2 separate regions of the Homo sapiens genome follow, and region 1 is linked to region 2. The links are chromatin loops, found by intact Hi-C in ENCODE. Cell type or tissue: CD4-positive, alpha-beta T cell. All regions are shown on one strand. Links, peaks and the distances in the headings refer to the core of each region. The heading gives the core; the rest is flanking DNA.

Evidence for each region. Peaks named below come from ENCODE experiments on the same cell type or tissue, not always from the same donor. Only the 100,000 strongest peaks of a DNase experiment are listed, where the experiment ranks them.
Region 1: a loop joins it to region 2, with 4 times the contacts of the local background. A loop is called at or near these places in 7 of 110 quality-filtered maps.

Annotation. Positions count from the first base shown.
Region 1 is chr12:57,546,007-57,548,907 of GRCh38, reverse strand. It overlaps DCTN2 (dynactin subunit 2), which reads left to right and starts at 1,716. Exons shown (of 14, transcript NM_001261413.2): 1 at 1,716-1,880; 2 at 2,812-2,880. The coding sequence starts at 1,845. RefSeq lists an enhancer at 1,448-1,587. In CD4-positive, alpha-beta T cell, for the core only: no CTCF peak of the experiment used is centred there; DNase peaks (open chromatin) are centred at 1,647 and 2,277; H3K4me3 peaks cover 1,447 bases; H3K27ac peaks cover 1,030 bases.
Region 2 is chr12:57,458,022-57,460,922 of GRCh38, reverse strand. GLI1 (GLI family zinc finger 1) reads right to left here and starts at 1,138. Exons shown (of 12, transcript NM_005269.3): 1 at 722-1,138. LOC124902947 (a long non-coding RNA gene) reads left to right here. Exons shown (of 2, transcript XR_007063335.1): 2 at 1,362-2,901. INHBE (inhibin subunit beta E) reads right to left here. Exons shown (of 2, transcript NM_031479.5): 2 at 2,898-2,901. RefSeq lists enhancers at 1,410-1,459, 1,470-1,549. In CD4-positive, alpha-beta T cell, for the core only: CTCF peaks have their summits at 1,495 and 1,695 (motif pointing left); DNase peaks (open chromatin) are centred at 372, 732, 1,202 and 1,652; H3K4me3 peaks cover 1,985 bases; H3K27ac peaks cover 1,269 bases.

The DNA.
Region 1 (2,901 bases), core at 125-2,624, 88 kb before region 2:
TTCTGCTCAGCAACTGTCTGGTGAGTGGTTAAGGTCACTTAAGACACTATGGGACAAAAGTAAGAGGCTGATAGCCTGGCCAGACAAGACCTAACTATTCAGAACTCAGGGGGTTTCCCACATTGGGGCTACACCTCTAACCTACCTTGAATCTTAAGGGAACTGAAAGAAAAGAGTCCAACATAAGGAATGGGACAGGAAAGCTGTAGGACTATGGAGAAAGGGATAGAGGCTTGGGGAGGAGCCAGGAGAAAGAAAGACAACGAGTTCCGAACTCAGGAACTCTCTAGTCACTTGGTTTGGCACAATTTCTAAGTGTTGCAGCATCCTGCAAGCTCAGGAAACATCCTGGGAAACATCCCATCCTTGGGTCCCCAGGGGCTCCAAGGTGGCATCTTTAGTAAAGGGGTTTCAAAATGCCAGTCCATGGAGGGTCACTGGTCAGAGACAAAAGTTCACTGAGTATGCCCTCACCTCCAAAAGAACAATGGTGAGTTTTTTTTTAATATAAAGATGGATTTGATAAGTTTCAAAGGACTATCTTTTATTCTGAGTGTGTCCTTCTTGCTTTTCTACCAAGTAATGATGGTGACAGTAAATAATAGGTTTTCTATTTGTAATATACTTACTTGATAAAATAAAAAGGCAAATCTTCAAGGTTTGTAGTTGTTTTAATTTTATTGAACGATGAAATTTAAAAGTCTGAGAACGGAAGGTAAGGTTGGTGAATAGGTACAAAAAATTAGAAAGTATAATAAGACCTACTATTTGATGGCACAATAGGGTGACTATAGTCAAGAATAACTCAACTGTACATTTTAAAATAACTTAAAGAGTAATTGGATTATTTGTAACTTAAAGGATAAATGCTTGAGAGGATGGATACCCTCTTCTCCATGATGTGCTTATTTCACATTGCATGCCTGTATCAAAATATCTCATGTGTCCCATAAATACATACACCTACTGTGTACCCACAAAATTGAAAAAATTGAAAAATAAATAAAAGTCTGAGAACTATTAACGAAGTAGTTAAGAGCCCAGAGAGTGTTCAGACAGACATGGAGACACCACTTACCTACTTATGAACTTCAGATAGAATTGCCAGATTTGAAAAACAAAAAACAAAAACAGGATGCCCAGTTAAATGTGAATTTCAGATACTTAATTTTTGGGGGGTTAGTATACCCACACACCACACACCACACACACACACCTACTTATTATCTGAAATTCAAATTATCTGAAAGCCCTTACTTGAGAAGATTGCCTAACTTTTTCATTCCTAACATACACTACGCGTTTACTAAATTTTACTTCTTGTTTTTATTTTGTTTTTATAATACACAGTATCAAGCAAACTTCTTGTTTTTGAAACCCCGGCTGTGTCACAGTATGACTACCTGTATCATTTAATCTAGTCATTTTATTCCTGGGAGCCCCAAACAGGAATTATAAATGTTCTTTCACTGACTTGCTGTAAAAGTGAGAGAAAAGGCTGTATGAAATAGCTCCCCAAGGTTCGTTATTGTCGCTCCCCGCCCAAGCTCCAGTACACCAAAACTACACATCCCACAATCCTAGGCGGCGTCCCCTGGCCATTACCTCATTCCCTGGCCTCGTTCTCCCCAATCCCGGCCTCTCCAGGGGTGTGGCAGCAGGGCTGTTCTCGCGACTTTTGCTTTACCCTTCTGCTGTGCTACTGCTGTCGCGAGACTTCCTGCTCATCTGCCGCTCCCTTTGCCGCCGCCTTAGCCCGGGACCCGAACCCAGCCTCTCCCCTACCCGAACACCGGCCCCGGCTCCACCGAGGCCCGGGTCCCCCAGCCCGTCTCGCCGCCGCCATGGCGGACCCTAAATACGCCGACCTTCCCGGCATTGTGAGTACAGGACCGGCCCCGGCTCCCCAGGACCGCGCCCCCGACCTCCCAAGGACCCCCAGCAGAAACCAGCCCGCGACCCCTCCCGCCTGCAGCCCATCCTCCGCCCAAGGGCTCCCGCCGCTCGTTCTCCGATCGGCCTCAGCACCCCCCGAACTCTTCTGACCCGACTGGGCCGGGCCGCCGGACGGCGCACCAGGCCCCCTTTCCGGCAGTCGCCGGTAGCTCGGCCCAGAAATCGACTCCGGGTACTGACCTCTTGTGCCTGAGTTTTTCCACCATCCGTGTCAACGCCTCCCATGTCCCCCCCAAATCTCTCCATAAGACCCCATCGCTACCCCAGACACACACACCAGACCACTTAACGATGGCCTTCATCCTGCCAAGGAAGAGGTTCTGCCATCTGGCAGAACCCTCTTGTGCCAGATGGGGAGCTCTATCCTTGAGGGAACCTATGCCCTCCCCCAGCCCCCACTCCCATGACAATCCTGGCGTGTACCTTCCTTTTGTGCTGCCCTGCCTGCTTCTCAAGGTGAGGGTTGGGACACAGGACCTTGAGTACTAAGGTCCTGAGTCACTCTCAATCCTTGTGCCAGGGTGGTGGTGTACGGGGCCTAATTGGAGGATAGCCTTCACCTTCTTTGGCAATAGTGATTGCCAAGGACCTGCCCGCCTCTAGATTTAGGGTAACATCGTTGCTATCACTTACACTCACCGTTTACTGTCAGGTCCCAATTGTTTCCGCTGTCATCCCTACCCCTTGAGACATGGGAACTGACATACTGTTGACTCACGGGGCAGGTGGAGGAGAAAGGACAGAACCCTGACATCACACCCCGCCTTCTCTGTTAGCTTATTCAAATGGAGTGGGGGAAGGGGTGTTGTTGGATGCTGGGTAGTGAGGTTGGGTGGTCACTGCTTCTACCTGCAGGCCAGGAATGAGCCAGATGTTTATGAAACTAGCGACCTACCTGAGGATGATCAAGCGGAGTTCGATGCGGTAAGAATGTGTGCTGCCACA
Region 2 (2,901 bases), core at 203-2,702:
CCCCGGTGGTCCTGAGGTCAGAGGGTCAAGACAAGGTCTCCCCGGCTCCTCCTGAGCTCCTTGCCCACAGCCCTTGGGACTCAGGAGTCCAAATTGCATGGGGTCATTCTAGGGCCTTCACTAGACCTTGGACAGCCCCCCCCCGCCCCAGCCCCCTTCCAAGTCCAGAAGACACTCCTTTCCCCTAAAGCACAAGCATCCACTGGCACATCTGTCACAAGACAGGTCAAAGGTTCAAGCCTGGCTGGCCCCTAGTGGCTCTGTTGCCTCCCACACACCCGTCCCCACCCCACCTGGAGCTCCCTCCTTTGCAGTCCCCACCTTTCAGAAACACTGACATCTTCCTACCCCACGCGCAGACACACACCTGGGGTTACCTCTCTACAACGCAGACCTCCAGCTAGCCATCCCTCCAGCCTCTTAAACTTAACCGCATGAAAGTAAGATATTTCTAATATATGGGAGAGGCGGAGACAAAGACCCACGGTTCCCTGAGACAGAGATACACAGACTGACAGAAGAAAAAAAGGGAAGAAAAAGAAGATACAGAGAAAGACACAAGTGAAAAATCTGGAGTTTCTAATGTCTCACCCCAGGCTCTCCCACCCCTATTTTGCCTCTATGTCCCGGGTCTGGGATGAGTCCCTAAGAAGCTGAGCATCCCCTCAGGCCCCCTCCCCCACTGCTCCCAGGTGGTCCCCCGCCTGCCCCCCCTTCTCACCTCTGTCTGGGCGCTGGGCTCGGGATGCGCGGTCCAGGGCTGGAGTCTGGGCTGGGGGGTGTGCGGTGGGGAGGGGGGGCGGAGAGGGCCACGGCAGCGCAGCCTCGATGCCACCCCCACCCCCCCAACCTGGCCCCCAGCCCTCCCGCCGGCCCAGCCCGCCGGGCCGCAAGCCCGGACCACCCGCGAGAAGCGCAAACTTTTTTTTTCCCTTTTGCAAAAACTTTTTCTCTCTCCAGCCGCTGGCGCGCCGCCGCTCTTCCCGCTCGCCCCTCACCTCCCTTCTATTTCCCTCCCTCTTGCCGTTCTGGAGGATGAGGCGGGGTAGCTGGAAGCAAGAGAAGGGGTGCCGGGCTTATTGCACCCCCAGGACCCCCAGGATCCTCCCCCTCCCTTGAGGGACCCTATACTGCTTACGCCCCCCCCCCCGCCCCGGCTGAACACGCTGCTGTTGGTGAGTACTAAATCCCGGCTTGGATTTCTGGATCGGCTGGCCCCAAAGAGGCCCCGACAACCAGATTGAGGAAAATATTGCGGGGCAGGGGGAGAAGTTCAACCGAGAACGATAATAGTGGAGGTAGGGTAGTCGCCTTTGGTTGGTGCTAACTGAGCATTCTGCCATCCTGTGGTTTATCTGCAGGCCTCACCCTTTGGATGGAACTTGCAGCGGCCGGGACAGAGTTGCGGTTTGGGGCAAATCAAGTTGGGTTGGGGGCTCTGGAAGAAGGTGAGGAGTCTATGGAGCATAAAAGCAAGGAGCAGCGGCTGAGGCTCTGGGTGCAGGGTGTGGTTCACGAGGTCACCAAGGAGCCCTGGGACTGAAGCCCCTTTCCCTAGAACCCCGGCTCTACGTCTCGAAGTTCTGGAGGGTGCCGCCCCTCCGCACCACGTCACTGCAGGCTCTAGCTGCTCTTCCAGGCTTTCTGCTCCCTCTGCTGGCCGTTCTCACACATGACACCCGCTCGGAGTCGAAGCAGAAGAGCTGGGGAACTGAAGGAGGAGCCCAGTTGAAGGAGGAGCCCCTCACTAAAGCCCACTTAAAAGCCCAGGAGGTGGATATGTGAGCTCTGAGAAACGGAGAGGCAGAGGTTGCTATGCCCAGCGGTACTGCCTGACAGGGAAGTGCCCTGCCTCTTTAGATTTGCATTGCCATCGTGACCGGATATAAGGGAGGGGCAGCATTTCAGTCTCTGATTTTTATGAGAAAGAGGAGGAAGCATGACAAGGAAAAAGGGCACCCTCTCCCCTTTTTTTCAACCCCACAGGCAGACCTCCCACATCCTAGCTCTGCTTCCAAGAACCACCCCCTTGGGTGTGGAAGGTCAGTGGGTTAACTGTTCAGTCTGAGGGTCAAGGGGGAAAAGAAAAGGTGAAGGTAGGGGGAGATCTGGGACTTTGACCCAGGCTAGTTATCCCCAGAGGGTCAGAGACCCAGCTCAGTCAGACCAGACTAATGGGCACTGAAAAAAAGGCACCCCACACATGCTCCTGTCCCAGCCTCGAGCCCCTTCTTCCAGAGGAGCTATTTATGTATTTATGTATTTATTTATTTTTATTTGGGACGGGGCCTCACTATTTGCCCAGGCTGGAGTGCAGAGGCTATTCACAAGTGTGATCATAGCCTCGAACTCCTGGGTTTAAGCGGTCTTCCGGCCTTAGCCTCCTAAGTAGCTGGGACCACCGGTGCCCAGCAAGAAGAGCTCTCTTAGAACACCTTACTTTCTTCTCCCCACCCAGTTCTATAGACCAGTGAGTCTCAAACTTTTTGGTTTCCTCTATACTCTTAAAAGTCATTAGGTTAGGCACAGTGGCTCAGACCTGTAATCCCAGCACTTTGGGAGGCCAAGGCAGGCGGATCACCTCAAGTCAGGAGTCCGAGACCAGCCTGGCCAACATGGTGAAACCCCATCTCTACTAAAAATACAAAAAATAGCTGGGCATGGTGGCGCAGGCCTGTAGTCCCAGCTACTCAGGAGGCTGAGGCAGGAGAATCGCTTGAACCTGGGAGGTGGAGGTTGCAGTGAGCCGAGATTGTGCCACTGCACTCCAGCCTGGGCGACAGAGCGAGACTCCGTCTCAAAAAAAAAAAAATCATTGAGCTTTTGTTCATATGATTTACATCTATCAATTCACCACATTAGAAATTAAAACTGAAAAAGACTGTAACACAAGACCATACA